Linked DNA regions of Homo sapiens: region 1 is linked to region 2. Evidence: chromatin loops called from intact Hi-C (ENCODE). Cell type or tissue: natural killer cell. All regions are shown on one strand. Links, peaks and the distances in the headings refer to the core of each region. The heading gives the core; the rest is flanking DNA.

What was found. Peaks named below come from ENCODE experiments on the same cell type or tissue, not always from the same donor. Only the 100,000 strongest peaks of a DNase experiment are listed, where the experiment ranks them.
Region 1: it touches region 2 in a loop (2.0-fold over the local background); 7 of 110 quality-filtered maps call a loop at or near these places.

Annotation. Positions count from the first base shown.
Region 1 is chr1:148,381,175-148,396,503 of GRCh38, reverse strand. It overlaps MIR6077 (microRNA 6077), which reads right to left and starts at 8,222; the gene lies at 8,141-8,222. It also overlaps the pseudogene RNU1-155P and the pseudogene RNVU1-2. RefSeq lists an enhancer at 8,080-8,919. In natural killer cell, for the core only: no CTCF peak of the experiment used is centred there; DNase peaks (open chromatin) are centred at 7,573 and 9,093; H3K4me3 peaks cover 1,080 bases; H3K27ac peaks cover 1,538 bases.
Region 2 is chr1:148,429,201-148,444,529 of GRCh38, reverse strand. LINC01138 (long intergenic non-protein coding RNA 1138) reads left to right here. Exons shown (of 3, transcript NR_104014.2): 2 at 9,176-9,384; 3 at 10,887-11,571. It overlaps LOC124904400 (a long non-coding RNA gene), which reads left to right and starts at 13,358. Exons shown (of 2, transcript XR_007066563.1): 1 at 13,358-13,491. LOC105371224 (a long non-coding RNA gene) reads left to right here. Exons shown (of 2, transcript XR_001737711.2): 2 at 1-4,093. It also overlaps the pseudogene PDE4DIPP6 and the pseudogene LOC647481. In natural killer cell, for the core only: no CTCF peak of the experiment used is centred there; no DNase peak of the experiment used is centred there.

The DNA of each region.
Region 1 (15,329 bases), core at 3,527-11,526, 47 kb after region 2:
TTTTTTTTTTTTGTTGTTGTTGTTCTGAGATGGAGTCTCACTCTGTTGCTAAGGCTGGAGTGCAATGGCATGATCTTGGCTCACTGCAACCTCTGCCTCTTGGTTTCAAGTGATTCTCCTGTCTCAGCCTCCTGAATATCTGGGATTACAGGTGCCCACCACCATGCCCAGGTAATTTTTTGTATTTTTACTAGAGATGGGATTTTACCATGTGAACCAGGCTGGTCTCAAACTCCTGACCTCAAGTGATCCACCCACCTCAGCCTCCCAAAGTGCTGGGATTACAGGCATGAGCCCCACTGTGCCCAACCTTTTTCTCTTTCCATACTACTTGTTTTCTTTCTTTATAGCTGGCTCACATTTCCTTTCCAATTTAAAGGAGTGTATTTAACATTGCATCTTAAGACAATGCAATAGCCATGAAGTCTTTATGAGAGCAAGGTAAGAAGGAAGTTAATCTATAATGAAAGTCAGCAGTGAAGAGGGAAGCAATCTTCCCTGGCACCCTTCAATAATTTATATGACATGTTAGAAAACAATGCGTGTGGCTGGGTGCAGTGGCTCATGCCTGTAATCCCAGCACTTTGGGAGGCTGAGGCAGGTGGATCATGAGGTCAGGAGATGGAGACCATCCTGGCTAACATGGTGAAACCCCGTCTCTACTAAAATACAAAAAATTACCTGGGCATGGTGGTGTGCGCCTATAGTCCCAGCTACTCGGGAGGCTGAGGCAAGAGAATGGCATGAACCCAGGAGGCTAAGGTTGCAGTGAGCCGAGATCATGCCACTGCACTCCAGCCTGGCCCACAGAGCAAGACTCCATCTCAAAAAAAAAAAAAAAAAATGTATGTAAGGAAGAAGGCCAATCTATAATCAGAGAAACAAAGGTTAAAACTGCCTAGTTTACAGGTGCCTCTCATGTGACTTAGGCTCCATACCCACATTTTCTTTTTTCTTTTTTTTTTTTTTTTTGAGACAGAGTTTTACTCTTGTTGCCCAGGCTGGAGTGCAATGGTGCGATCTCAGCTCACTGCAACTTCTGCCTCCCAGGTTCAAGTGATTCTCCTGCCTCAGCCTCCCGAGTAGCTGGGATTACAGGCATGCGCCACCACACCCGGTTAATTTTGTATTTTTAGTAGGGATGGGCTTTCTCCATGTTAGTCAGGCTGGTCTCAAACTCCTGATCTCACGTGATCTGCCTGCCTTGGGCCTCCCAAAGTACTGGGATTACAGGTGTGAGCCATGGTGCCTGGCCCATACTCAGATTTTTTAAAGGCTCAAAGTAATTTGGAATTCCAACAACTTACATTTTAAATTACTTATTTTCACAGAAAGAATCTTTGTCAGTTGTCACTCACTTATTTCTCCAAAGACTATAGTCCTGTCCAGTGATCCTCTCCAAGACAATAGCTCTCTCTAGTAACTATAGTTTTCCTTTCCCATTTCAATTTCCACTCCAATTGACTGAATTGTGAACACCAACTCCCACACTTAAATGTTGAAGCCCTAACCCCCAGTGTGATGGTTTATGCAGCTGGGGCCTCTGAGAGGTAATCAGGTTTAAAAGAGGTTATGAGAGTGGGGTCCTTATGCTGAGATTAATGCCATTATAAGAAGAGACACTAGAAAGCTTGCTCATCCGCCTTCCCCATGGTGCACAAAGAAATGGTCACATGGGCACACAGTGAAACTACAGCCACTTACAGGCTGTAGGAAGAGATCTTAGAAAGAAATCCGCTTTGCTAGCACCTTTATCTTGGACTTCCCAACTTCTAGAAGTGTGAGAAACACATTTCTATAGTTTAGGCCACTTGGTATATGGTATTTTGTTATGGCAACCTGAACAGACTTATACAACAATTCAGTCCTAGAGGCAATACAACTTCTCTGATGATTCCAGATTCTGAGTGCCTCTCAGTCCTTTCTTGCGTTATTTTGATCCTGTCCATATATTTATAAATATTCTCTTCATAAAACTCTCTGTAGGCCGGGTGCAGTGGCGCATGCCTGCAATCCCAGCACTTTGGGAGGCCGAGGCAGGCAGATCATGAGGTCAAGAGATCGAGACCATCCTGGCCAACACAGTGAAACCCCGTCTCTACTAAAAATACAAAAAATTAGCCAGGTGTGGTGGCGGGCGCCTGTAGTCCCAGCTACTCCGGAGGCTGAGGCAGGAGAATGGCGTGAACCCAGGAGTCGGAGCTTGCAGTGAGCCGAGATCATGCCACTGCACTCCAGCCTGGGGGACAGAGCGAGACTCCATCTCAAAAAAAAAAAAAACTCTCTTTAAATCACACATTCGAGTGTGCCCTTTGTTTCTCATCAAAGCCAAGACTGATTTGAGATGATTTCTTAAGGTCAGGTTAATGTCTTAATCCAGTTGTGCTGCTATAACAAAATACCACAGAGTGAGTAACTTATAAACAACAAAAATTTATTGCTCACAGTTATGGAGGATGGTCAGTCTAAGATCAAGTTGCCAGCAGGTTCAGTGTCTAGTGAAGGCCCATTCCTCTGTCACCCAGGCTGAAGTGCAGTGTTGCAAGCTTGGGTCACTGCAACCTTCACCTCCCAGGCTCAAGTAATCCTCCCACCTCAGCCTCCTGGGTAGCTGGGACTACAGGCACCCGCCACCACGTCGGGCTAATTTTTTGTATTTTTAGTAGAGATGGGGTTTTACCGTGTTAGCCAGGATGGTCTCGATTTCCTGATCTCGTGATCCGCCCGCCTCGGCCTCGCAAAGTGCTGGGATTACAGGCGTGAGCCACCGCACCCGGCCAAAAAAGCCTAATTCTTACCAGATGGTACCGTGCAGTTCCAGACTGTTGGTGTCCCAAAGAAGTGTACATGACACACACAAAGCAGCAAAGCAAAGCAAAAGTTTATTAAGCACAGTAACACTCTCGGAGTGGGGAGAGTGGGCTGACCTCTGGGAGATGAGATCAGTATTAGTTTGGTGTACATTGGGTCTTTTGATGTGTGGTTTTTTTTCTTCACAAGGATGCCTAATCTTTTTTTTTTTTTTTTGAGACAGAGTCTTGCTCTGTCACCCAGGCTGGAGTGCAGTGGCACAATCCTGGCTCACCGCAAGCTCTGCCTACCGGGTTCAAACCATTCTCCTGCGTCAGCCTCCCCAGCAGCTGGGACTACAGGCGCCCGCCACCACGCCCGGCTAATTTTTTTGTATTTTTAGTAGAGACGGGGTTTCACCGTGTTAGCCAGGGTGGTCTCGATCTCCTGACCTCATGATCTGCCCACCTCAGCCTTGCAAAGTGCTGGGATTACAGGCCTGAGCCACCGTGCCAGGCCAAGAATGCCTAATCTTTAGCCAGGGTTTGCCATTTGATTGATAGGTGGGTTGCTTAGTTACTTTGGCCCTTGTGTGCTTGAATGTTGCCTCTATCCCATAATTTTAAGTACATGCATGATATGCAGTCCATATGCATGAGCTTTAATGAGCTGATTATCATATGAAGTCATGTTAAGGATACTTTTTCTCTCTAATGCACATGCCTATCTCTGAAGAGCTGCCCCTTTATTGGTTTGGATCTTGCTGGCCATGGGGTCCTTGCTTGCTTGTTTTATTTTTTTTTTTTAAGACAGGGTCTTGCTCTGTTGCCCAGTCTTGAGTGCAGTGGCATGATCTTGGCTCACTGCAACCTCTGCCTCCTGGGTTCAAGCAATTCTCCTGTCTCAGCCTCCTGAGTAGCTGGGAGCACAGGAGTGCACCACCATGCCCAGCTATTTTTTTCTTTTTGTATTTTTAGTAGAGAAGGGGTTTCACTATGTTGGTCAGGCTGGTCTCGAACTCCTGACCTCAGGCGATCCACCTGCCTTGGCCTCCCAAACTGCTGGCATTACAGATGTGAGCAGCTGCACCTGGCCTTGCTTGCTTTTTTTAATCTTACTTTTTGTTTTGGTTGCTTAGTTTATGCCTTTTATCTTGCTTCTTGCTCTCCCACCCCATCACCTTACTTCTGTTTCTGCTTTTACTCATTCTGCCTTTTATCCAACTTCCAACTCCCTCTGCTGTTCTCCTGCCTCATAACCGCGGTTAGTGAGGGAGGGGTTTTAAGGGGGCATGTCCAGCCTTCTATCCTGCCACAGCCAGAAACAGCTTTCAAGGTTTCTCTGCGGTCCTGTCAGCCAAGAGGGAGTCTGTTCAGTTGGCTGTAGGGCCTAGGGCTTATTTTTATTTCTCAATCCTGACAAGGGAAGGCTAGATTAATGCAGATTCTCTGTAGGTGTAAATTTCCCCTATAAAAGACAGTTTTGCAGAGTTACTTCTGTTGCTGGCTCTCTGACGGCCATCTTAAAATATGCCAAAGAAATATATTCTGGGGTAAAATATTTTGATTTTTTCATCTATCTAGCTTCATCATGCTGACAGCCTCCAGTTGAAGCATACCTGAAGCCTTTCTTTGTAAAAAGCTTTCCCACTTCTCTGACTGCCTTCAAGTCTCTGCCAAAACACAAGTAACAGTGGCTGACTCCCTGCTATAGCAAGCTCAGAATAAATAGCCTTTACTTTTTTTCATTTGGTTGGTCTTCGTTTATTTGCAGAAACTTCAATGTAGAGTTGACAAGGACTCCATCTTTGACCAAACCTTAGTCAGTTTCCTCTGAGCCCTTTTCTCTATTAGTTCTTGGCCTGCCAAGTCCAGTTTTAGAAAAGAATACTGTTGAGCCTAGTTTAGCAAGAGTCCTCCCAACCACCTTTGATAGTTAATCAAGTTCCTCTTAGTAATTTTCCATCCACTGACTTTCTTACCTTGCCGATTGGCTATAAATCTTCAACCCTTCTTGCTGTATTTGGAGTTGAGCTCGGTTCTCTGCTGGTCTCTCTTGCCTACTGTAGTACATACAATAAAATCCGCCTCATGCTTTTAACAAGTGTCAGGGTAGTCCCTCTGAAACTACTTTTGCAAAATTATGACAATCAGAGAAATCTGACATGGCTGACTCCATTTTGGTTCTAGCCTCACAGGCTAGCTGTCTTTGCTCATTCCTGCACAATTTCTCCCAAGCTATTTTTGGGAAAAATTGAGTTTATAGTTCAAATCAGGGGTCCCAAACCCCCAGGGCCACAAGACAGGTATTGGTCCATGGCCTGTTAGGAACCCAGCCAAACGGCAGGAGGTGAGCTGCAGGCTTTCGAGCATTACCACCTGAGCTCTGCCTCTTGTCAGATCAGCATCAGCATTAGATGCTCATATTAGCTTGAACCCTATTGGGAACTATGCGTGTGAGGGATCCAGATTGTGCACTCCTTATGAGACTCTAACTAATGCCTGATGACCTGAAGTGGAACGGTTTCATCCGGAAACTATCCACCACCCCCTTCCATGGAAAAACTGTCTTCCATGAAGCCAGTCCCTGGTGCCAAAAACACTGGGGACAGCCAAAAAGTTTGGTTAAAATGATAACCTTCCCCAAAGCTAAATTACCCCTGTAAAACTAATGAAAGGCCACCAAGTTAGGAGGATGAAAGGGACCTGAATTCTACTAAGATGTATGCCTCATTAAATAATCACCAGCCATTATTCCAGAGGTCACAAGATTTGCAGCTTCCCCAGTTACTGCTGTGAAGAACATCACTATTGTAGAACCTAAGATTGGCCTCTTGAGATGTCTTTTCAGGCTTTTGCATTTCTGACTACTGGATGGCACCATTTGGCCCGAAAATCAATCAGTCCCTTAGCTCCCACCCAGAAGCTGACTCAATGCAGGAGGGCCATTTTCCACACCCCTGTGATTTCATCCCCAACAATCAGCACCGCCCAAGCCCTAGCCCCCTCCCCACCAAACTGTCTTTGAAAAAACCCTTACCTCCAAGCCTTCAGTGAGATTGATTTGAGTAATAACTCTGTCCCCTACATGTCATGGCTAGCCTGTGTCAGTTAAACTCTTTACTGCAATGCCATGGTCTCCGTGAATTGATTTTGTGTGTACAGTGGGCAGGAAGAACCCATCAGGTGGTTACATCTGCAGGATGGTGCCAGTTCTTTCCACAAAGGCTGGTCAGATACCCAGAAAGTATTTCTCCACTACTACCTGGACAATGTGTCTCCCAGTCAGTCTACAGGGAATGGGGTCTGGATCAAGTATTTCACATTCAGCAGTTACTACGCTGTCACCTAATCCCTCATTTTCAATATTTTGCCATGTCTTCCAGTGGCCTAACTGGCCACCATGCCACAGAATCTTTACTTTGTGGTCTCCAAAGAAGAATTCTCCATTTGATGTTTTGTGATTTGAGCAATGGAATAGAATCTGATACTGGTGGGCTGGGGGAGGTCCCCGGACACTGGTAGGATCTCGACCCCAGCTGTGGTGTCCAGGCTCTTGACACCATCTCAAGAATGAGGTCAAGGATGAGTTAGCAAATAGTGAAAGAAGAGATTTATTGCAAAGCAGAAAGTACACACTCAAGAAAGGGGAGTTTGGGCATACCTGAGAGAGAACAATGGGTTCTGGGGTTTCATCTCAATGGGTTTCTTTAACCAAGGAGTGGAATATTGATGAAAATTCCTGGGTAAAGGTGGAGATTTCTCAGAACTGTGGTGCCATCCATTTTTACATCAAATATTGGTCTCAGAACTGTCATGGCACTGGTGGGTGTGTGATTTAGTATGTTAATAAGCGTATAATGAGGGCCTAGGTAAAACCTACGTCAAATCCAGCACCACATTGGGTCCAGTCAGTCTTAGCCAGCTTGGTCCACACCCTGGTTTTTCAGCATCTTATCAGCCCATAGCCTCAAGTCATGTAAATCTGCTGCCTAGAATTTGTTATCCTGTGACCACCCTGTATTATTCCTGTCTCAAATCTACTTGTAAATATTCAAATGGTCTTTGACTTGGGAATTCCAACTTTGCTTACTTCACAGTGTTTCCTGCATTATAATCCCATATAAGAAAAGATGATCCAGACATTTGTTAAGCATCACAAATAAGATGTATCCCAGGTATTTTTGTCAAATTTGGATTATTTTGGTTTTGTCTTTGCAGAATATAAAAAACTAACACGAGGTAAGCAATAAGGTCTGGAGATGGCTGTGCAAAAGATGACAAAGTGCAACACCACATTTGAGAGTGTCCAATCATTTCTTCTGTGGCAGCATATTTTTCCACAATACTGAATTTGGAAAAAAATAAAAATAAAAATAAAAAAAACTACAAGATTCATTAAACTTGACAACTGTTTTTATAACATTACCAGTGATAAAATCAGTAAGGAAGGCTGGTTTGCAGTCATCTGAGAAGCCTCTTTACTTTCATAAATATGGTTTCTCTGTGACATTGAACGGCTTCCAATTTCAAGCGGAATGCTACATTACAAGGATAAGTATGTGAAGAAAACCGGTTTCTTTTGTAGTCCTAAACGTTCTAGTCTGCGAAATAAAAGTCATTATGTGAAGAAGAGTACCCAGGCTCCATCTGGCCACCGAAAGTTTGCTTCACAAGATAGGCTAAGGACCAGCTTCTTTGGGCGAAAACAGATGCCGGGGCGGGAGGGAAAAAGGGAGAGGCAGACGTCACTTCCTCTTGCTGGTTCAGGCAGCGGGTTGGTCGGCTGACTGGCAGAAAGGCAGATGGGGCCTGGGAAAGGCACTGTCGGTGACATCACGGATAGGGCGACTTCTATGTAGATGAGGCAGCGCAGGAGCTGCTGCTTCCCCACCTGCTGCTTCGCCTCGAAGGAGTTCCCGAGCCTTGGGAGCGGGCTCAGGACCGCTGGTCCGGCCGGAGAGTCCCAGCTGTGTGTCAGGGCTAGGAGGGCTGGGGGGTGCGCGGGGCAAGCGACCGTGCGTGTAAAGGGTGAGGCGTACGGGGCGGAGGTGCAGGAGCTCATATTTACTTGGCAGGGGAGATAACATGATCACGAAGGTGGTTTTCCCAGGGCGAGGCTTATCCATTGCACTCCAGATGTGTTGACCCCTGCGATTTCCCCAAATGTGGGAAACTCGATTGCATAATTTGTGGTAGTGGTACTGCGTTCGCGCTTTCCCCTGATTTTTTGTAGTTTCAAGAATACGCTGTACTCTAAGGGCTACTTTTTTCTTTCATTGATTTGTGTCTTGGACGTGTTATTCTTACAGTGGAAGGCTGGGAAATAGGAATTAAGATGTCGCTTCTCCCACTGAGGAGAAATAGGGAGCGTCAGCCTTAACACAAACAAACTAGCGCGAAGGCCGTACAGCTCTTCCCTTTCTACGCAGGGCTGCTTTTTGCAGAGATTGGTCCATGGTCTCCAGTGTCTTGGGTTCTCACGCTCTGTGAAAATCTTCGTGGTTTTCTCTAGCCCCCAGAGTCACCTTTTACACAGCCCCTGCTTCTAACCGCAGCCCCCTCAGGAGTTTGTAGGATTTCTGTGCTAGCGGGGAATGTGTTCTCACCTCATAGAGCCAGGTACAAACTACGCAGACAGGCGCTGTTCTTTGGGATGAAAGCAGGGCCTTTGGGGCTCTTAGTGTCCCCGTTCATTTGCAGACATAACACGCTTACTTTGTGTAGGGGAATGGCTTTCCCGGAGCCCAGGTGCCCTAATGCAATTCGTGGAGGCCCGCAGGTCAGAACCGCAGTCTTACTTGTCTTGGCTGAAATGCGCTGCGATCCTCCCTGAAATATAAGGCAGGAAGTTTTATGAGCAGCGGGGTCCAGTTTCCCTATTATCTCCTGCTGTTTACATATCTAGTCTTTCTTCAGACTTTATTTAAATGACAACTTCTTGTTTGATGTCTCGCTTCCATATCCTACATCCATTGCCAGGCAACTTTTTAGATAGCACCCCGACCCATCCTTCCCACCCCCAAGCAGCCCTTTCCTACTTCTGGCGCCAGTGTCCTTCCCGGTCCGTCTTTCTTCAGGCCCTCCCTTATCACCTTCATGGACAGAAAATACTTAGCTCTCTTTCAACCTGCAGTTTGCACCTGACACGCGTCAGTACCCTGGCAAATTCCTTAATACCCCTTCTCAAATGGCACTGTAAATTCATCTCTTTTTAACTCCCAGAAGTATCTAATTGGTCTTGTCCCTGCATTGCATGAATACTAGTATTCCACTACAAAAGAAAACCCCAGGCCTAGAGATGGCGGTTCTGGGCATTGTGCCAGCATTTCCCAGGGTATGTTTTCTGACCTCACCTACTTCTGATCAACTGAGGTCAGGAGTTCGAGACCAGCCTGACCAACATGACGAAACTCCGTCTCTACTAAAAATACAAAAAAAAAAAAAAAAAAAAAAAAAGCAAAAAAAGCAAAAAAAGCTGGATGTGGTGGTGTGTGTCTGTAATCCTAACTACTGGGGAGGCTGAGGCAGGAAAATCGCTTGAACCCAGGAGGCAGAGGTTGCAGTGAGCTGAGATCATGCCATTGCACCTCAGCCTGAGCGACAGAGCGAGACTCTGTCTCAAAACAAAACAAAACAAAACAACAAAAAAAAACTAGGCCATCTGAGACATATTATTGGAGACAGTAGAATCCTGCATCCAACAGGCACTTGGTGCAGATCTGAACCCACTGAATTATTGGCTCATGTTCCGTCTGTTTTATTAAGTATCATGAGCAGAAATTGAGCTCTTTGGCTTTTACACACTAAGTATGGCTATAGGACAGGTCTCTCTCTCTCTCTCTCTCTCATTATTGTGTCATTATTTTTTGCCATCAGTGTGGGCTTTTGGTTTTGATGTTATGAAGTGAATTTGTATGGACAATTTCTGTTGGGTGGTGTTGACAAGGATCCAATCCCTGTTTGGTAATACATGACAGCTAATCTGCTCTGTGAGACTTTTTTTATTGTCTATTTATTGTCCTGAGAATAATGGTATTTCCTGATATTTGAGACTGCAGCAATGATAAGTTGTTCATATCTTGTCTTTCCAATGTTTGGTAAAAATTTTATGGGCCCAATAGTTGTCAATATCTGCAAGAGTGGCATCCCTGTTACAAGAGTGATCTTACTACTCAATGTCCCCCCTCCCATCAAACTTCGTTCCATAGGAAGTCTTGGCTTTAACAAATTTACTATATCTAAAAGACATCTTAGTACAGGAAGAAAACCAAATCTGTAGCATGTAAGGAGCAGTTTTCTTTGATTGGTATATTCAGGTTTCTAACCAGCTGAAAAATTCAAATACATGTCCTTTAAGGATTAAGTTTAAACCACACTACAGAAAGGAGAGAAAAGATTTATATGATCACATATAAGCAATGGAATCAGCAATATGAGCACTTTTCACAACTATACAAATCTAATTTAATAATCTCCAGAACATTAAGAAAGGTATTGTCGGTGACATCATCGATAGGGCATTTCTATGTAGATGAGGTAGCACAGGGCTGCTTCTTCACCATGGAGGATTTCCCGTGCTGTAGGAGCAAGTCCAGGACTGCTGGGTGGACGTGAGAGTCCCAGCTGTGTGTTAGGGCTAGGAGGGCTCAGGGTGGTTGGGGATTGGTGGGGGTGGTTCTCAGAGCAAGTGACCATGCGTGTAAAGGTGAGGCGTATGGAGCTGTGGTGGGGCAGAGGTATGTGGACTGCCACTTACCTGGTAGGGGAAATCCTATGGTCACCAATAGTGGTTCATCCTAAGGTTGAGGCTCATCCATTGCACTCCAGATGTGCTGTTCTCTGTTATCTCCCCTAATGTGTGAAGCTCAGCTGCATAACTGAGCTTCACAGTACTTGACTGACTCCAAGGCCAGCAATAGATAGAGCCCTAGCAGATCCTTGATAACACTGTCTGAAAAGCCAGAGCCCTGAGGAATTAGTTCCAGAGACTCTCTCAACACAGTCTGCCCCTAGCAAGGATAAGAGGAAAAAACAACAAATCCCTTTACTACCTTCTCTTTTCCCCTTACCATTTCTTATTATTCAAGTTTTAAGTTCCTGATTTCCTGTCAGTGCAGCTGCAAGGTCACCAGCTATGCTTGCATTGCAAGACCGGTCACAGTTTGATTAGCTGCCTTTGTTCTGCTTCTGTAAGCCCTCTTGCCTGCACCGTGAGTTTTGCACCTTCAAATTCCCACTGCACCATTCAAACTAGCCAACCCCCTTTCAGAAGTGTGTGTAAAAGCCAAGCCTTGTCTTTGTTCAGGGCTCAGCCTTTGGATTTTAATATGCTGGGCCTGAGTACACTCAATAAAGTCCTCCTGTTCCACCCATTGGTCTCTCTGTTCTCCTGATTCCCACAACAGTAGTAGGGGACTGTGTTCGCACTTTCCCCTGGTCCTTCATGGTATGAATAATAGACAGCCTTTTTTTCTTCACCTATAGTCACAGGCTCAGTCTCAGTGATTGTATGGTGTGGTCAGCTGTTTTTGTTTTTGTGAGACCTTGTTTTCTTTTTTATTATCCTGGGACAGATGTCTGTAGTCACTTGTTTCCTCGGGAGGCAAATTTCAGTCTCTGTGGGGGAGGTCTCTCACATTAGCTGTGGTGGTACTTGGCAGGTGGAGCTCAGGGATCTAGGCTTCCCTGCTTTGTAGATTGCTCAATGGTCCCCAAGGCCCACTGGCTTTTAACACCACTTGAAAACCTTAGTATTTTTCTGTTGACCTCTTACACAGCCTCTTTTTGTTTGTTTGTTTGTTTTTTTCCCTGAGACAGGGTCTCACTGTATCTGGTGGCATTTTGACTCAAGCAATCCTCCCACCTCAGCCCTTGGAGTAGCACAGGCACAAGCCACCACAGCCGGCTAATTTCTGTGCTTGTTTTGTTGTTTTTTTGTGTTGTTTTTTTAAGAGTTGAAGTTTTGCCATGTTGCCCAGGTTGGTCTCCAACTCCTAGACTCAAGTTTAGAAACTGCTAGGATTACAGGTGTGATCCATCACACCTAGCCAGCCCCTGCTTTTCACTATAGCATTCATGGGAGTTTGTAGGATTTCTGTGCTGGGGGGAATGTGTACTCAGTCCATAGAGTCGAGCAGAAATTGTACTTGGAACTGGTGCCGATGGGTTGTAGACATAACATCCTTGCTCTTTGTATGGGAAAGGCTTTGCCGGTACCCTGGTGCCCCTGCGCCAGGGCATCAAGTCCTGCAGGTCAGAACAGCAGTCTCACCTATGTGTTCATGTAATACGCAGCAATTCTCCCTGGAATATAAGATGGGAGGTCTTGTAAGGTTCTTACAAGTAAGACGACTAATTTCCCTGAAGCTTGTTTTGACAAAATTCAAAATTAATAATAACAGCCCAACCTCTTGGATGACAAATGTCCTTTACATTTACAGACTGGAACTGCCCTGCTTGCCTCAGCTCCTCCATGCAGGTGTAGCCCTCGATTCCCTCCACACAGGTCATTTCCTCCCTGCTTTCTCCAAAAGAGGGAGACAGTGGTTCTGCAGGACCGCAGTGCTCAAGGCCTTCCAGGGCAAAACATGTCAGAACGAGTTGCCCTGTCCTGCCTGTGCCTCACCACTGACCTAGAAATAGCCTTTGCTAGGAGCAAAGTAGGGGGAAATGGTCGCTGGAGCTGGGGCCTGGGTACTTGGCCAGGTTGCCCTGCAGGAGGGGAAGTACTCAGGGTTAGAGGGGGCCAAGCACCAAGACCTCAGCATCCTCAACCTCCAAAAGGACTCAGAGAGATGCAGAAACCAAGACAGGGTTCCTCTTTCAAGGAAGGAGACTTTTGAGGAAGACCCCAGGGCTCTGAACCAAAATTCAGATTTTTGCCCATCTGCAGCTTAATTCCACCTTATCTGGTGCAGCTTCATCCTTCCCCTATGCTCAGGACAAAAAAACAGTTCTTCTATAGGCTTGTCATTCTCTGATCCTATACATCCTATTGGTCAGAAAATTGTTTTTTCTTTGGTTAACTTCAGACTTTGGTCTGCACAATCTTTTTCTTTCTTGATCTGAAAACCACCCAACAGTCCCACATGTAGCTTTTTTGGATAAACCTAGAAATGGACCCTTCTGGTCTTAAAGCTTGAAACTTAATATTTGTTTTATCTGAGTTCCTTCCTCAGGAAATGACTTTCAGGACTGTCAAAAAAGCTATCAAAGAACTGAAATTCATCCAGACAGTGAGATGCTGGGACCCCTCGTTCATCATGATTGCTTCCTTGCTGCTCCCTAGTTCCTGTTTTCTTACACATTGTTCATTTCTTTCCTGCCATCTAAACCTCTGGTTTTGGCTGGTCAGGGAGATAGATTTGAGACTTGAGTTCTCATCTCCCCCACTGCAGCACCCTATTAAAGTGCCTTCCTTGGCAATAATCATCTTGGTGATTGGCTTTCTGTGCGGCAACCAGCAGGAATCCCAGATCTCAGAATTTTGGCAAAGGAGTCTCCTGATAAAGGTGGGATGGATTCTACTGACCAACATCAAAACAATCAGACATTTGAAAGCTGTAATCTCAGGGTCGGGGGTTGGGTTGCCATTGAGACTTTTCCTTCGGCCTACCCATTAAAATCAGCCTAGCCAGGCCTGTCTTCAAGGTATAGGGGTACAGTGAGGTCCCCCGATGCTTCCTGATGCTTCTCTTGCTGGGTCAGCAGCCACCCTCCCCTTCCCTGTGACCTGCAGAAAAGCTTCAGGGGGCGTTTATTCAATTTGCTCAGATCCCACGAGGCACAGGTACATGGTGACGCTGTGGTTCTACTGCACCCACTGCCCTCCTTGGTCCTCTCACTGTCTCTGGCAGGCAATAACATTCTGGGTGAGCTTGGGTGCTGAAGACACCCAGGCAGGGAGGGTAGGGAAGGGCACCAGCCCCTTAGGTCCTGTGCAGTAGGGATCCAAAAAAGACCTTGAAGAAACAGAAAGGGAGTATTGGGAGTAGATCAAAGGGAAAGAAAGAAATCCTAGGAGATTTCCTGTCTGAAGGCACCATGAAGAGAAAGTCGGCCTCCTCTGGGCTGCGTCCTCCCGTCACAGGGGAACCGAGTTCTGGTCTCCATTGGAAACCAAGGCAGTTAACTTTGCCCTGACTCCTAGTGAGGAAGCCACACTTTGTCCTCCCCTGTTTAGCGCTTGATCCTGTAGCACTTGATTGTCTCCCCGGGCTTTCTATAGATTCCAGGGATGCAACTGAGAAGTTTGTTTTTAATGCACTTTTACTTGAAGTAAGAGTATTTTAGGCCAGGTATGGTGGCTCACGCCTGTAATCCCAACACTTTGGGAGGCTGAGGTGGGCACACTACTTGAGGTACAGAGTTTGAGACCAGCCTGGCCAACATGATGTAATTCCATCTCTACTAAAAATACAAAAATTAGCTGGGTGTGTTGGCACAGGCCTGCAGTCCCAGCTACTCATGAGGCTGAGGCAGGAGAATCCTGTGAACGTGGGAAGTGGAAGTTGCAGTGAGCTGATCTCAAAAAAAAAAAGTATTTTAGAATCTTTTGGCAAAGGAAATTATTTCTGACAAGTTTTGCACTTAAGACATTCAGGTGTGAGGAAAACATGAAAACCACTATGCTAGGGAAAGCAAATGCTGTTGAGAATGTCTCACAAACACAAACTGCACGTCAGCAGGTAGGTTTGACCCTCAGGTTGGGCACATTTTACTTTAAGTGTACTGTTGGTGGAACTTAAGATGAATCTAGGACATTCACGATTTATGTATGTGTGTGTGTGTGTGTATGTGTATATGTGTGTATATATATATATATATACATGAGACAGAGAACAGGGTCTTGCTATCTTGCCCACACTGGTCTCCAACTCTGAGCCTCAAGCGATCCTCCTGCCTCCCCCTCTCAAAGTACTGGGACTATAGGCGTGCACCACCTCTTCCAGCCGTTTTTTTTTTTTTTTTTTTTTGAGACAGAGTCTTGCTCTGTCGCCCAGGCTGGAGTGCAGTGGTGCAATCTCCACTCACTGCAAGCTCCGCCTCCCGGGTTCACACCATTCTCCTGCCTCAGCCTCCGGAGTAGCTGGGACTATAGGCGCCAGCCACCACGCCCGGCTAAGTTTTTTGTATTTTTAGTAGAGACTGGGTTTCACTGTGTTAGCAGGATGGTCTCAATCTCCTGGCCTCGTGATCCGCCCACCTTGGCCTCCCAAAGTGCTGGGATTACAGGCGTGATGCACTGCGCCCAGCAGTCCACCCCATTTTATGTTATTAATTTAAATACACATTCCAAAAATTATATAACAAGTACAAGAAGCCCACTTTATGCCAGTTTTGCAAAAACAAAGTGGCAACATCCTAAAGTGTTGAAAGAAATAAAGTTTTCCTAGAATTCTATGCCAAAATGAAAATTCTTTCAAGAATGTGACTAAAATGAGGACATTTAAATACATAGAAAAAAAATGAAAGAATTCTAGCTGGGCGCAGTGGCTCATGCCTGTAATCCCAGCACTGTGGGAGGCTGAGGCAGGC
Region 2 (15,329 bases), core at 4,767-12,766:
ATTTGATGCCATTTCCTTTGCTTGTAAATTGTTCATTTCATTTGAATATAAATATAAAAGGACTTCTACCAAGAACATGAAACTAACATTTTGCCAAGCTAAATTTTAATGAATTTATTTGGACTTTTTTATAATCACTTAATATTTTCAGTTCATGTGCTAATATTAACTCTACTTACTGGAGAGAAAGAAATGGTATTCAATATGATAACTGCCTTGTTACTGCAGAAATGTAGAAGTTTGGCATCTTAAGTATCAAATATTTTAAGTCAAAAAATTACCAGTGTCCCACAGCACAGAGAGAGAATATATGTTTGCTTGTGTCCCTTTAATCTTTCCCCTGTAAAATTAAGCCTAGGGGCCTTACACTATTTTAAATTTTCAAAATTAGGTCATGTAAATGTTGTGTCAGATTTCCAATTCATAAGTAGTATACTTATGAATACTGAATAGTGAACATAGGGTACATTTTTATCCTACTGATTGCTTAGCTGTGGACCAGAGGTAAACAGAGAATGAATGGTATTTTCACAGGTTAGTAAACTGTTTTTCTATGATCTCTTATATACAAGTGTGATGAACATTTTTTCCCCCTTCCTGAACTAATATAGGAACATATGGTCTAATAAGTGTGAGTTCATTTGGGGAGGGCAGGATAGAATGCTTGAAATTAGGACTGACCCAAAAAATGCCTTGGTCTCAGTATTTGTGGATTACGAGGAGGAAGGGCTGAAAAGGAACCTTAAAAGCATTAGAATGGTAGAGTACAGATTAGCAGCAACACTCAGGGCTCCATCATGAAGAGAGTGAGATGAGTTCCCATGGTTAATGCAGCAGGGGCTCTAATTGAAAGCCCTCTACCTAGGAAATGATTTAAATCCTTTTATCCTAGCTGGATTGTGAACGTTTTATTTACTTTGAGGAAGTTGTTTAACCCTTTTTGTAGATTGCATCAATATTTAGAGTAATGTAAATACATTTTCCCTTTGGCTATTTTACAAGGACATTGAGGATTAATTAAATTTAAAAGAAAGTAGTGCAGTTAACTCCCAGGAGACAGAGGGAGATGTTTATCATTTTTCTCATCATTCATTCCTTATTCATTCATTTTACAAATGTTTGTTGAATAGTAATTATAATGAAGATACTATACCAGCTTCCTGAATTGGGAATACAAAGATGAAGGATGAGAGTGACTTCTGCCTTCATTATGTTATGTGTTCATATTTTCTTTTTAAAATTCTCATTATAATATGAGTAATTGTGCAGGGATTTAATATTGCTGGTCTCAGCAATAGTTGATCTTTGATTAACATCTCACTGACACATATTTTCACTGTGTATATTTATTTTTCCTTTCTAAATTTAGAACTACTCTTTATCTTCTACTGTAAGAGATATACAACATACTTTTGTTTTTTTCTATGTTGTAATCAGTGCAGTTTTTTTAACCAAGAATAAACACAAGTTCTAATAGCAAACAGAAATAAACTCCCTACACATTACCTTCTCCATTAAAATATGTTTTATGCCACATGCAGAATTTTAATATTATATAGTTATTTGTGAAAGTATAACTAAATAGAAATTTTAAGAAAGAATGCCTCTAATATTCATATCTTAGCACTAAAGAAGCATATATTATTCTGCAGATTGAATTAAAATGTTAGTTACCAAGATATGAACTTAGACATTTTCAGTAAGCATTTATAGGCTATTCTAGTAGAAAACTGTACACAATTTCCCATGAGGCTGGTGAAGGTTTCTTAGCTTAAGCGACTTTTTAGCTGGTTCTTGGATTTTATTAAATAATATTTGAATGAACAGTTTTGACTAACAGCCTGAAAATATTAATCTTTCCTCTCAGTCTGAGCAAGCGAAAGTAGATAAATTCATATTGTATGTCTGATTCTCTTTGGGTTTGAAAAGAAATAAAGACTCTACTTCTAAATTAGCATAGAAAAAAGGAGAATTTCTCTTGATTTATTTCTCAGTTTGGGTTTGTGCTTTTGAAAAAGGAAAATAATGATCCTGAAATCAGTAGGCTTTGTCTTTGCCAAAAAATGTGGACATGTTGATCTTAGGGGGGCTGATTATATAAAACAGTAGAAATGTAGTCTTAGATGAAAATCTGTAAAGATGTAAGAATGCTGAACTAACATGAAAATCAGGGGCTGAGAAAATGCTGGATTGAGAATAATGTGATAATGAAGGTTTTATATATATTCATATATATAAAATGTATTCATATATTCTCTTCAACATACATAATGTCATAAAAAGGATAAAACGCCTAAGTCTAGTCTTGGCAGAGCACCAGCTTAAATCACATGAGCCTATCAGAGAACTTATGACAATATTTAGGGCTAAACTGATGTTACTGGTGAACCAGTATCTGGAATGATTTCCATAACTCACTTAACTTGCACATTTATAATGTGGACTTTAAAAAATAATTATCAGGATGGCTACTCTGAAGCCAGGAGCTTAGGAAGTGTCACAGATGGTATATATTTGTATTCCTGCCTCATGTCCCTTTCCCTGAAGTGGCGTGTGGAGTATGAGGGATTACGGTGTATTTGTAGGTGGTGTCCCTGAAAGGCTATCAGGGGACTTCTGGTTCTGCTTCAGTTCTGTTTTGTGAAGACGGTCAAGTGATTTAAGGTCTCTTGCTTCAGCCATCCCACTTAGAAAGCAGTTGCTTTATAGTCCTTTGGGTATATACCCAGTAATGGGATGGCTGGCTCAAATGGTATTTCTAGTTCTAGATCCCCGAGGAATCGCCACACTGACTTCCACAATGGTTGAACTAGTTTACAGTCCCACCAACAGTGTAAAAGTGTTCCTATTTCTCCACATCCTCTCCAGAACCTGTTGTTTCCTGACTTATTAATGATTGCCATTCCAACCGGTGTGAGATGGTATCTCATTGTGGTTTTGATTTGCATTTCTCTGATGGCCAGTGATGATGAGCATTTTTTCATGTGTTTTTTGGCTGCATAAATGTCTTCTTTTGAGAAGTATATACCCAAAGGACTATAAATCATGCTGCTGTAAAGACACATGCACACGTATGTTTATTGCGGCACTATTCACAATAAGCAAAGACTTGGAACCAACCCAAATGTCCAACAATGATAGACTGGATTAAGAAAATGTGGCACATATACCCCGTGGAATACTATGCAGCCATAAAAAATGATGAGTTCATGTCCTTTGTAGGGACGTGGATGAAATTGGAAATCATCATTCTCAGTAAACTATCGCAGGAACAAAAAACCAAACACCACATATTCTCACTCATAGGTGGGAATTGAACAATGAGATCACATGGACACAGGAAGGGGAACATCACACTCTGGGGACTGTTGTGGGGTGGGGGGAGGGGGGAGGCAGAGCATTGGGAGATATACCTAATGCTAGATGACGAGTTAGTGGGTGCAACGCACCAGCATGGCACATGTATACATATGTAACTAACCTGCACAATGTGCACATGTACCCTAAAACTTAAAGTATAATAATAAAAGAAAAAAAAGAAAAAAAAAAAAGAAAGCAATTGCTTGAGACTACTTCACTGTAAGCTCCTTTTTTTTTTTAAATAAATGCAGATTTTATGATATTCCTGATCATTCTCTTTGCACTTAGTTTTAAAATGTTATTTGCAGTTGATTAGAGAGTGGTGATAAGTAAGCCAGGATTTCTGGAATGCCAGGGCACTGTCCCCATGCATGGAAAACTGCACAAGAGCTTGTGTGTCTTGACATTCCCACATGTCAGGATGCCTTCATTTGCTAATGACAGAATACCCAACTCAGACTGGATTAAATAAAAGGGGATTTTCTTGCTTATTTAACTCTAGATTCAGTGGTAAATGGGTTTCTGGGTTGATTGGTTTGGGGCCTAACAATGTCTTCAAGGACTTGGTTTCTTTTCAACAGTCAGCTTTTGCCTTCCTGTGAGCTAGCATTGTTTCCCATGGGATTGCAAGGCAGCTGCATACAACTCCTGCAGTTCTTCCTTTTCCATATCCAGAGAGGGGACGTCCTTTCAGACGCTGATTATTTTAGGTGTAAATTCCATGTCCCATCCCTAGAGTCAGGGGTAAACTTAGCGATTCCCAAATGAACTATCCTGAAGAAGATACGATGTAGTATTGAATAGCAGGAACATTTTTTATTTTATTTTTATAGAGATAGGGTCTCTTTCTGTAGCCCAAGCTGGAGTACTGTCTTAGTCTGTTTTTATGCTGCTGATAACGACATACCCATGACTGGGCAATTTACAAAAGAAATAGGTTTAATTGGACTTACAGTTCCATGTGGCTGGGGAAGCCTCATAACCATGGCAGAAGGCAGGGAGGAGCAAGTCACGTCTTACATGGATGGCAGCAGGCAAAGAGAGCTTGTGCAGCAAAACTCCCCTCTTGAGACTTACTGTCACAAGAACAGCATGGGAAAGACCTGCCCGCATGATTCAATTACTTCCCACTGGGTCCCTCCCCCAACACATGGAAATTCAAGATGAGATTTGGGTAGGGACACAGCCAAACCATTCTGCCCTGGGCCCCTCCCAAATCTCATGTCCTCACATTTCAAAACCAATCATGTCTTCCCAACAGTCCCCCAAAGTCGTAACTCATTTCAGCATTAACTCAAAAGTCCAGTCCAAAGTCTCATTCAAGACATGGAAAGTCCCTTCCACCTGTGAGCCTTTAAAATCAAAAGCAAGTTAGTTACTTCCTAGATGCATTGCAGGTACAGGCGTTGAATAAATACAGTCATTCCAAATGGGAGACATTGGCCAAAACAAAGGGGCTATAGGCCCCCTGTAAGTCCAAAATCCAGCAGGACAGTTAAATCTGAAAGCTCCAAAATGATCTCCTTTGACTCCATGTCTCACATCCAGGTTACACTGATGCAAGAGGTGGGTTCCCATGGTCTTGGGCAGCTCCACCCCTGTGACTTTGCAGGGTGTAGCCCCCCTCCTGGCTGCTTTCACAGGCTGCTGTTTAGTGTCTGCAGCTTTTCCAGGCACATGGTGCAAGCTGTCAGTGGATCTACCATTCTGGGGTCTGGAGGACAGTGGCCCACTTCTCACAACTCCACTAGGTGGTGCCCCAGTAAGGACTCTGTGTGGGGGCTCTGACCCCACATTTCCCTTCCGCACTGCCCTAGCAGAGGTTCTCCATGAGGGCCCTGCCCCCTACAGCATACTTTTGCCTGGGCATCCAGGCATTTCCATACATCCTCTAAAATCTAGACAGAGGTTTCCAAACCTCAGTTCTTGACTTCTGTGCCCCTGCAGGCTCAACACTAGATGGAAGCTGTCAAGGCTTGGAGCTTCCACCCTCTCAAGCAACAGCCCAAGCTATACCTTGGGTCCTTTTAGTCAGGGCTGGAGTGGCTGGGACGCAGGGCATGGAGTCCCTAGGCTGCACACAGCATGGAGACCCTGGGCCTGGACCATGAAACCATTTTCTCCTAGGCTTCTGCGCCTGTGATGGGAGGGGCTGCTGTGAAGACCTTTGACATGCCCTGGAGACATTTTCCCCATTGTCTTGGGGATTAACATGCGGCTTCTAGTTACTTATGCAAATTTCTGCAGCCAGCTTGAATTTCTCCTCAGAAAATGGGTTTTTCTTTTCTATCACATTGTCAGGCAGCAAATTTTCTGAACTTTTATGCTCTGCTTCCCTTATAAAACTGAATGCCTTTAACAGTACCCAAGTCACATCTCGAATGCTTTGCTGCTTAGAAATTTCTTCCACCAGATACCCTAAATCATCTCTCTGAAGTTTAAAGTTCCACAAATCTTTAGGGCAGGGGCAAAATGCTGCCAGTCTCTTTGCTAAAACGTAACAAGAGTCACCTTCGCTCCAGTCCCCGACAAGTTTCTCATCTCCATCTAAGACCACCTTAGCCTCAACTTTATTGTCCATATTGCTATCAGGTTTTTGGTCAAAGCCATTCAACCAGTCTCTAGGAAGTCCCAAACTTTCCCACATTTTTCTGTCTTCTTCTGAGCCCTCCAAACCGTTCCAGCCTCTGCCTGTTACCCAGTTTCAAAGTCGCTTCCACATTTTTGGGTATCTTTTCAGCAGCCCCAACTCTACTGGTACCAATTTACTGTAGTAGTCTGTTTTCACACTGCTGATAAAGACCACCCCAGACTCGGCAATTTACAAAAGACAGAGGTTTAATTGAACTCCTGGCTAGGGAAGACTCACAGTCATGGCGGAAGGCAAGGAGGAGCAAGTCACGTCTTACGTAGGTGGCAGTAGGCAAAGAGGCTTGTGCAGGAAAACTCCCCCATATAATAACTATCAGATCTCTTGAGAGTTACTCACTGTCACGAAAGCAGCACCGGAAAGAACTGCCCCCATGATTCAATTACCTTCCACAGGGTCCCTCCCACAGCACATGGACATTCAAGATGAGATTTGGATAGGGACACAGCCAAACCGTATCAAGTACAATCTTGCCTCATTGTAGCCTCCACCTCCTGGGCTCAAATGATCATCCCACCTCAACCTCCCAAGTAGCTGGGACTACAGGTGTGTGCCGCTACACTGGCTATGTTTTAATTTATGTAGACATGATGTCTTCCTGTGTTGCCCAGGCTTGTCTGGAAGTCCTAGGATTAAGGGATCCTCCTGCCTTGGCTTCCCAAAGCTCTGGATTACAGGTGTGAGCCACTGTACTTGGCTAGCAGGAAAATTTCTAAGAAATAGATATTGGTGCAATAACCACAAAGCCAACCAGAGAGAGTTTTTCCATTTCCATTTTATAACTCATTTTTTTCCTTGACCTTGGAAAACTAGGGAACAGTTGGACTTAAGTAAGTAAATGTACTTTACTGTATAAGAATACTTCACTCTGACACACAGCATCTGCAACACACAAGTCAGCTCAGACTTCAGTAACTGCTATTAGTATTTCTATCATGAACCTCACAGATCCCTGGTGACCAGGCATTGCATAAGAAGAAACTTCACAAGAGATAGAGATTCACGGGAAATATACCAGAATATGTCATAAAGAATAATCTCTTTCCAATGCATATGGTGGGGATAATGATATGTAAATATTTTAATTTTTTTGACAATATTTTACAATTAATTTAGAACTTATATAGTATTATTGATGTAGGTTTCAAACTCACAATTATGACTTAAAGTATATACTAATATGATAGAAATTCAAAGTCAGATAATTCTCATCTTTATATAGGAAGTAATTATGAAAGTTCTCAATTAACATTAATATAAGACCTAGAAAGTAAGTCTAGCTTGACTGTTGAAGTATAATAGTATTTAAATCCTTTACTGAAAGAAAATCCGCCACTTACCTATGATGAGTGGTTATATACATTTTGTACCTTTTATTATATAGCCTTGTCAGTTTAGAAAATTAAGAACATTATGATGTTTTATTGGTTGAGTGGTAGCCCAAGCTACTCAAACAAGAAAATGATGGTTTGAGTGCACTTGATTTTGGACAGATAGTATCACTGAGAACTGCTTCCTTGTTTGTGCCAGAAAATGGGCTGACGTTTGAGAAGATGTTTAAATATGAATGATTTTTTTTTGATAAGTTATTTAGCGCAATTTTCCTACAAACTTTCCAGTTTAATTCGGAACTGAACAGTGGAATTCCAAAGCACAGCTCGAGAGGAACCCAATCTGCTTCTGTTGTGGCACCAGAGGTTTGCTTTGTTGCTGAATCTGTAGTTGCTTCCTCAATGACCATTTCAAATGACTCTGTACTCCCATTTACATCTGAGCCAGAAGCCAAATCAGGTTTTCCTCTCTCATCAGAAGCATCACTGAGTTTTCTATTTGCAAGTTGGATGGAAACATTCAACATGGTGACATATCCGCAGAGATGTTGTAAGTCCACTGTTCCTTAGTATCTGCAATGCTTTATGAACACCCATATTGACACGAGTGAACTCTCCTTGTAGTTCTGTTTCATCAAATGGAAATGGGACATGGACAGTTTCTCCTATCCCATGCAGACCATGCTCCTGAATTAAAACTGCAGAATGTGTTAAAGCATCATTCAACATCGTGAGCACATTTGAGGTAGGAACTACTCCAGGATCATGACCCCAAGATGTTATTAGCAATCGATCATAACTCTGAAATATATCTGGCAGTTTTTGAGGTCTTGTACCTTTGGACAATAAAAGGGATGGTGGTCCTTGTCCAGTGATATGATAAATGTACCGTTTAAACCAGACAGAGCTGATTTCTGGGATAGCTGGTCCAATATGCTGAAGGGTGCAGCTGCTGATGGGCCGGATTTCATTGGTGAGGGGAGCCATGGAAACAAGCAGCGTGTAGTTTTTGTTTAAAACTCTGCTGAAAGTTCCAGGGTCCAGACCAAGAAGGCTTTCACAGTATAAGAGATCCAGAGGAAAACCATAATTGGGTTGGTCTGGCTGTGCAGTTTGCACAACTAGATCTTTGTTATGATGCAGAAACAGTATTGTGTTTCTCAGAGTAAATGCATGATCAAAATACCTCTGTGCTTCTCCTTCACCAGTGCTCTGAACTGGTGAAAGATATCCCATCATTAAGAAGGCAGTAAGACTGGAGTCAAACAGGAATGCGATGCGTTTCGTGTGTCCTGTAGACAGACTCAGGCTGCTTACACTGGCTGAGTCAGCTGGATCTTCTTGACTATTTGTATCAGTATCAGTTGCCGATGAAGCTGATTTCTCAGGCACATTTCTCAGGCAAAGTGCGTATCTTGATGTCATCTTATGTGATATATCCAGCCTGCACCACCCACTACGCCTCTATGGCAATTTCCACTGGCTTTATTGGTAGAAGATCATGGGCTGTTTTCCTTCTGAAGAATTTTTTTGATGATCTACACTGATTCATAAGATCAATATACTGGTTTCTTCCTATGCCGAGAAGCCTTAGACAGTCAGCAGCAGTAAAATTGGGCAATGAGTCATAACTTTTCTCACTGTTCATAATATTCTCCATAATCCCAGTATAATATGAAAATGGTGTTATGCTCAAGCCCTTCACCATAATATCCGATAGATGGTAAGGGTACAGCATGAGATGATCTTGGCTGTACTTTAGCACTTCCTCACAGTATCTGCATTCATCTTTCTTGACATGTTTAAGTTATTTCTGTATCGTAACTGATTGCAGATACTGTACAGGACAACCTGCTTTTCATATTCTCTGTGAATTTCAAAGACGACTGGGATTTTCTTCCTCCTCTACCACCCTGAACAGCAAGACCAATACATCCTGTATTTCCTCCTCTTCAGCCTACTTGTGAAGACAAGGATGAAGACCTCCATGATGAGCCATCTCCACTTAATGACTGTCTCACATTGGCCGGCAACTTGTTCCAGGTATAGTTGTGCCGGATGTGGAACTCCACATCTATGTTCATGATGCGGCGGCCAGGGCCGGCGGCGGGGGCCACGACCGCGACCCACACTAGGCCTCCCGCCTGCCCGCCCGCAGCCCGTCAGCGGAGCGCTGCGGGAGGCCCGGCGCCTCGCAATGCGGGAGGCCCGGCGCCTCGCAATGCAGAAGGCCCAGGCTGCCTCTTGGCCTGGGCTCCCTACAGTTGAGTGTGGCCCAGGCCAACCGAACACTAGAGCAGCAGCGATGGAAGGCTGGGTCGCCTGAGCAGCTCGGAAGGCCCTTTTTAACTTTAGACGTTCTGTTTGATGAAGAGATACATAGGTTATCAACTTAGGCCAGGTTCAAAAGGCCCTTCAATCATATGGAAGTGAAACGTAACCTCCTCCCACAAGGAAAAGGATTGACTCGCCCATTCAACCAGGATACTTAGTCTTACTAAAAACTTAGAAAGAAGAATCCCCCAAGAATCAATTACAACCAAAATGGAAAGGGCCCCTATCAGGCATTATTAAGCACCCCCACTGCTGTTAAACTTCAAAGTTAATTTTGTTTTTTTTTTTTTTAGATGAAATCTTGCTCTGTCACCCAGGCTGGAGTGCAATGGCTCGATCTCGGCTCACTGCAACCTCCACCTTCTGGGTTCAAGCAATTCTCCTGCCTCAGCCTCCTGAGTAGCTGGGATTACAGGCACGTGCCACCATGCTTGACTAATTTTTTTTTTTTTTTTTTTTTTGTATTTTTAGTAGCGACGAGGTTTCACCATGTTGGCCAGGCTGGTCTTGAACTCCTGACCTTGTGAAATGCCTGCCTCAGCCTCCCAAAGTGCTGGGATTACAGGCATGAGCCACTATGCCCAGGCTCAAAGATCCTTTTTTTTTTTTTTTCAGATGGAGTCTCACTGTGTCCCCAGGCTGGAGTGCAGTGGCGCGATCTCAACTCACTGCAAGCTCTGCCTCCCGGGTTCACGCCATTCTCCTGCCTCAGGCTCCCGAGTAGCTGGGACTACAGGCGCCCGCCACCACTCCCGGCTAATTTTTTTTGTATTTTCAGTAGAGACGGGATATCACCATGTTAGCCAGGATGGTCTCGATCTCCTGACCTCGTGATCCGCCCTCCTCAGTCTCCCAAAGTATTAGGATTACAGGCGTGAGCCACCGCCCCCGGCCCTCAAAGATTGTTATGAGTCCTCACAGATGTCAGAGGACGATGCTGTGACCTATATTTGCAAACGCCCGGAAGACTTAAAGCTATTGTTTTGCAAATGCACAGATAACAATAATAACATGATGCTGTGGATGAGCATGAAAGTTTTTCTCTTACTCCTAATTATAATGTTTTCCCTCTTACTGCTTTGCCCTGCTGATGGAATTCAGTAAAGGAATCTCTACCAGCAGACACTTGGTTTTTACCCTTCCTAGGACCTTTAATAGATATCTTTTTATTACTAATCTTTGCTCTTTGCTTGTTTAACCTCCTTGTAAAGTTTGTGTCTTCCAGATTACAATAATTCCATGTAAAGATGATGCTGGCACAAGGCTTTCAACCCATCCCCTCTTCTGACCCAGAAGATAAAGACATCCTACCTTTGAGCCTTTTAGAACAGGTATCCAGGGATTTTACCTCTCCAGTGCTAGGCAGGGTCTATGCCCATAACATCAGCAGGAAGCAGTTACAGAAGATGAACCTCCGCCCTTCTGCAAGCCCCTTAAGATTAAGGAGGAGTATATAATCTCTGATGGGGAAATGAGGTAGGAGACCAGAAGGACTTATTTTCCATTCCCAACCCCATTGAACAGAGCAGGATCTGGTCAAAACAGGGTGCAGTGGAGAAGCCTGCTGAAACCAGCAGATGATGATGAAAGTGACCTCTAGTTGCCCTCACTGCTTATGAGCATAAAGACACTACCACTGGGACCATGGCCAGTTTACAAATGTCATGGCAACACACCTTGGCAATGGCCTGGAAGTTACTTTATATGGTTCTGGAAACTCCCTGCCCCTTTCCCAGAAAGTTCTGAATAACCTACCTCTTAATTGGCATGCAATTAAAAGTGGCTCTAAATACAACTAGCTAGTAGCCCACAGGCACAAACTCTGGGCACACTGCCTATAGGTTAGCCCTGCTCTGCAAGAAGTAGCACCAGTTCAATAAAAGTTGCTTTCTCTCACCAGCGGCTTATCCTTGAATTCTTTTCTTGGCAAAGCCAAGGAGACTACAGTCTGGGAGAAATTTCCCACGCTACAAACCAGTTTTGGGGCTTGCCTGCCCTGTGTCACTATCATTATTTCCTTGGATTTCACAGGAGTGTACATGTGTGAGACTGCTGCCCTGCTTATAGATCTGTTTCCCTGCAGGAAACAGGAGTATCTTGCCTGTGGCTTCCAGAGTTGGAGATACATGTAGTTTCACTACTGAGTGCTAACATTTAATTTTGGAATCAAGTGATGCAATCAGACTGGTTGCTATCATTCTGTGGTATACATGTAGTGAACACATTTGTGACTGAGTTTCCTGCTTTTAGCTGGAGCAAGAAAGTTTTATAATTGTGATTTGTACAAAAAAAATGATAGGCAAGAGAATGTGTGTAAAATAAACTTTATTGTCAGAGGTTTCTAAACGCTCATCCTTCAAGGAAAACGGACATATGCTGAAGAGCTGATAAACAGTCTACAGCAGTGTTTTTCTAACTTAATCTTGATTACAAGTCCTTGCCATTTTCCTCCAGCTGCTGTTGACTCCAGTTATATATAGGTTGGGGGAAAGGGGATTATCTATGGATGTAGGCATCACTGTCTCTTGGGCAGTTATCACATTTGCAGGCTGAAGGGATGTGATTTTTATAATCAAACTATCCATTTGGAATACAAATCTGGAGTGGCTGTAAAATTTGCTTCTCGGAGATGGAGCTTTCAAATTTGGACTTTCAATTGTTCTGTTGTTTTAGTTGTTCTCGTCAACTGGGGAACTGTTTGTGACTAAGCTTTGTTAAAAGTAGAGAAGAGCTTTTCATAGTTCCAACATCAGTTGTTACCTGAAACAAACAAAAACACACACACATATACAATGAAACAATAATCTTTGGTGAGGTCTTGCTGATACCTAACTGAGGCTGGAGTGAGAGCTAAGTGGTGATACAGGCCAGGTGCAAACTGAGTGCAGCTAAGTGGATAATCTCTGGTAGTGAACTACAGTCTAGAAGAAGATAGTAATAATAGATAGAAAAGAAAGTCTCCTGAAATGAACTAGCTGGCCTGTGGTGTAGGACACAGGACCCCAGCCACCTTATGATTCTAAAAGCCTTGCTCAAAGCCGCTGCAGATGAGTTAGCTAGGTCTCTACCACCTCCTCAGCATCAACTGACTTTCCATAATACTCCTCTGCAGAGAAATAAAGGTCTTTCACGCCTCCCAGGAAGGGATTTGCTTAGCCTCAAATGTGCACATTCAGAAATAGCTGTCATAAGAAAGAGAGGATAGTTTGCAGAGAAATAACCCTCCTAAGTCCACATCCTATTCCTTTTAAATAAGAGAGTGGTGCCAAGGGAAGGGCCCTAGAATGTCAAAGCCAACAGGGTGCTCAGATACCACCCAAGTACAGTTCCATCTTTGGCCATAAGGAGACAATGGTGTCAAGAGGCTAAGGCCATATGATCTGTAGGTGAAAAACCTGGGATGAGAATCAAGGCCTCAAACTTTTTCCACTACATCACAGATTTAGGAGCAGTTAGAGGGAAGGCTTCAATCTGGAGAACACTAACAGGCTCTAGAGATTATTGGGTCATGGTGGCTGGGACAGAAATAAGGATTCACAGAAAGATGTTTGTTGTCAATGTTCTTTTACAGTAAATGTTCTTTTGAGATTTTGCTTGATAAAAAGGTTGAGCAGAAGTGAAAAAAATTTTTTTCTTTTTTTCTTTCTTTTTCTTTTCTTTTTGCTTTTTTTTTTTGAAACAGTTTCGCTCTTGTTGCCCAGGCTGGAGTGCAATGGTGCAATCTTGGCTCACCACAACCTCCACCCCCAGGGTTCAAGCAATTCTGCCTCAGCCTCCCAAGTAGCTGTGATTACAGGCAGGCACCACCACACCCAGGTAATTTTTTTTTTTTTTGTATTTTTAGTAGAGATGGGGTTCCTCCATGTTGGTCAGGCTGATCTCAAACTCCCAACCTCAGGTGATCCTCCCAAAGTGCTGGGATTACAGGCTCAAGCCACCAAGCCTGGCCAAAAAAAATTTTTAATTGCAATTCTGAACAAGTTATGGGTTGTGAAATCAATATAGTGGACTGCTTGCTACTACAGGCTTTATTTAAATACTAGGAAGGTTGGATTACACATAATGAAAGATTTTTTAAAAACTGATCACAAAGAATTGTATATTTCTCACTGCATCTTGTGGTCAGATAAGTTTGAGAAACTGCTCTACATAGGCAAATTATAGGTTCAATCTATCCATCTACCTCTTTTTCTCTTCTCTTTTTTCCATGCTATGCAAACAAAACCATGGCGAGAGGAAGGAAAATTCCATCAATGGGTGGTGTTAAGCCTTTTCTATGAGGTAGCGGTACATTTGGGACACTTCTATGTTGGCGACTTGACATTCTAATAGATAGATGGTCCTTTTCATCTCTAGCCACATGTGAAAATTACTTGGGAGCTTTTTAAGACTACTAGTGGCTTCCACCCACCTGGAAGCATTTAAATCAGAATCTCTAGGTGTAGAGTCCAGGCACTTGTGTTAAAACCTCACCAGGCTTTATAATATGACAGAATGGTTTAAAGCTACTGAGTAGACCCACCCTATTTCCCACCATTCTCTTTGTTTCTCTTTCACCATAGGCTTCTTTCCCATGAGAAAGTAAAGATTTTAGTCTCTCTTTCCACAGTCTGAAGTAAATCACTATCTTTCTCAACTGGACTTCCAAGGCAAAGATTTCTTTCCATTTATCTATCTGGAGTTTTACAAAGTTGGCCTCTGGATTCCCTTTTCCCAAAGCTAATTCACCACAAAGGCACCCCTCAAGTCAAGGAGCTGGACTTTCATACACCTGCACCTGTCAATCATGGGTAAATAATTTGCAGGCAAGGTTGCTGGGTGCTGTGGGATTGACATAAACTCCCAGGTATTGCCAGCTCTGAGCCTCAGGCAAGCTTGTGACTAAATGACTCCAGTAGTCTGAGGACAGTCCTTACTCAGAAGGGTCTTTGGAAGCAAAAGCAGACATAGGCATGAGAGGGTAAAAAAAAAAAAAAAAAAAAAAAAAAAAAATCCCATGTGATCTTGGCTTATACCTAACAGAACTTGTGCAAGAATGGATATTAAGGTGGGTATTGTACACAGCAGAGCTTAGTAAATACCAAGTCTGGAGTTTGAGGGATAGGCTGAAGAGATTTTGCAGGTTTGTAAACATTTTTGCCAATTTGAACATACTTTTGTTTGCGTTTGGTTTTTCTCCTCAGTGGTAAGAGCTAGGCACAATAAGGTAGCTAGGATATTATATTTTCAATCAATAGATTTGTATTTTGCCAAGGACCAAGATGAACTATGACGATTTCAATTTTTTCATTCTTTATTTTCATCAGCTTGAAAATTAGGACTTTTGCTCCTTTTTTGGCTTATGGCACCTTTTTTGTTTTCACAATTTCTCAAAGACCAGTAAGTTAGAATCTAAATTATGATTGCTTATTCTATCAGTACCCTAGGGGAAAGTTGATTTAATCTTGACAAAATGTATTCAACTAAAACAATTGTTTTCTTTCTTCTTTCTTTCTTTCTTCTTTTTTTCTTGAGAGGGAGTCTTGCTCTGTCACCCAGGCTAGAGTGCAGTGGAGCAATCTTGGGTCACTGCAACCTCCGCCTCCCAGGTTGAAATGATTCTCCTGCCTCAGCCTCCTGAGTAGCTGGGACTACAGGTGCATGTCACCACGCCT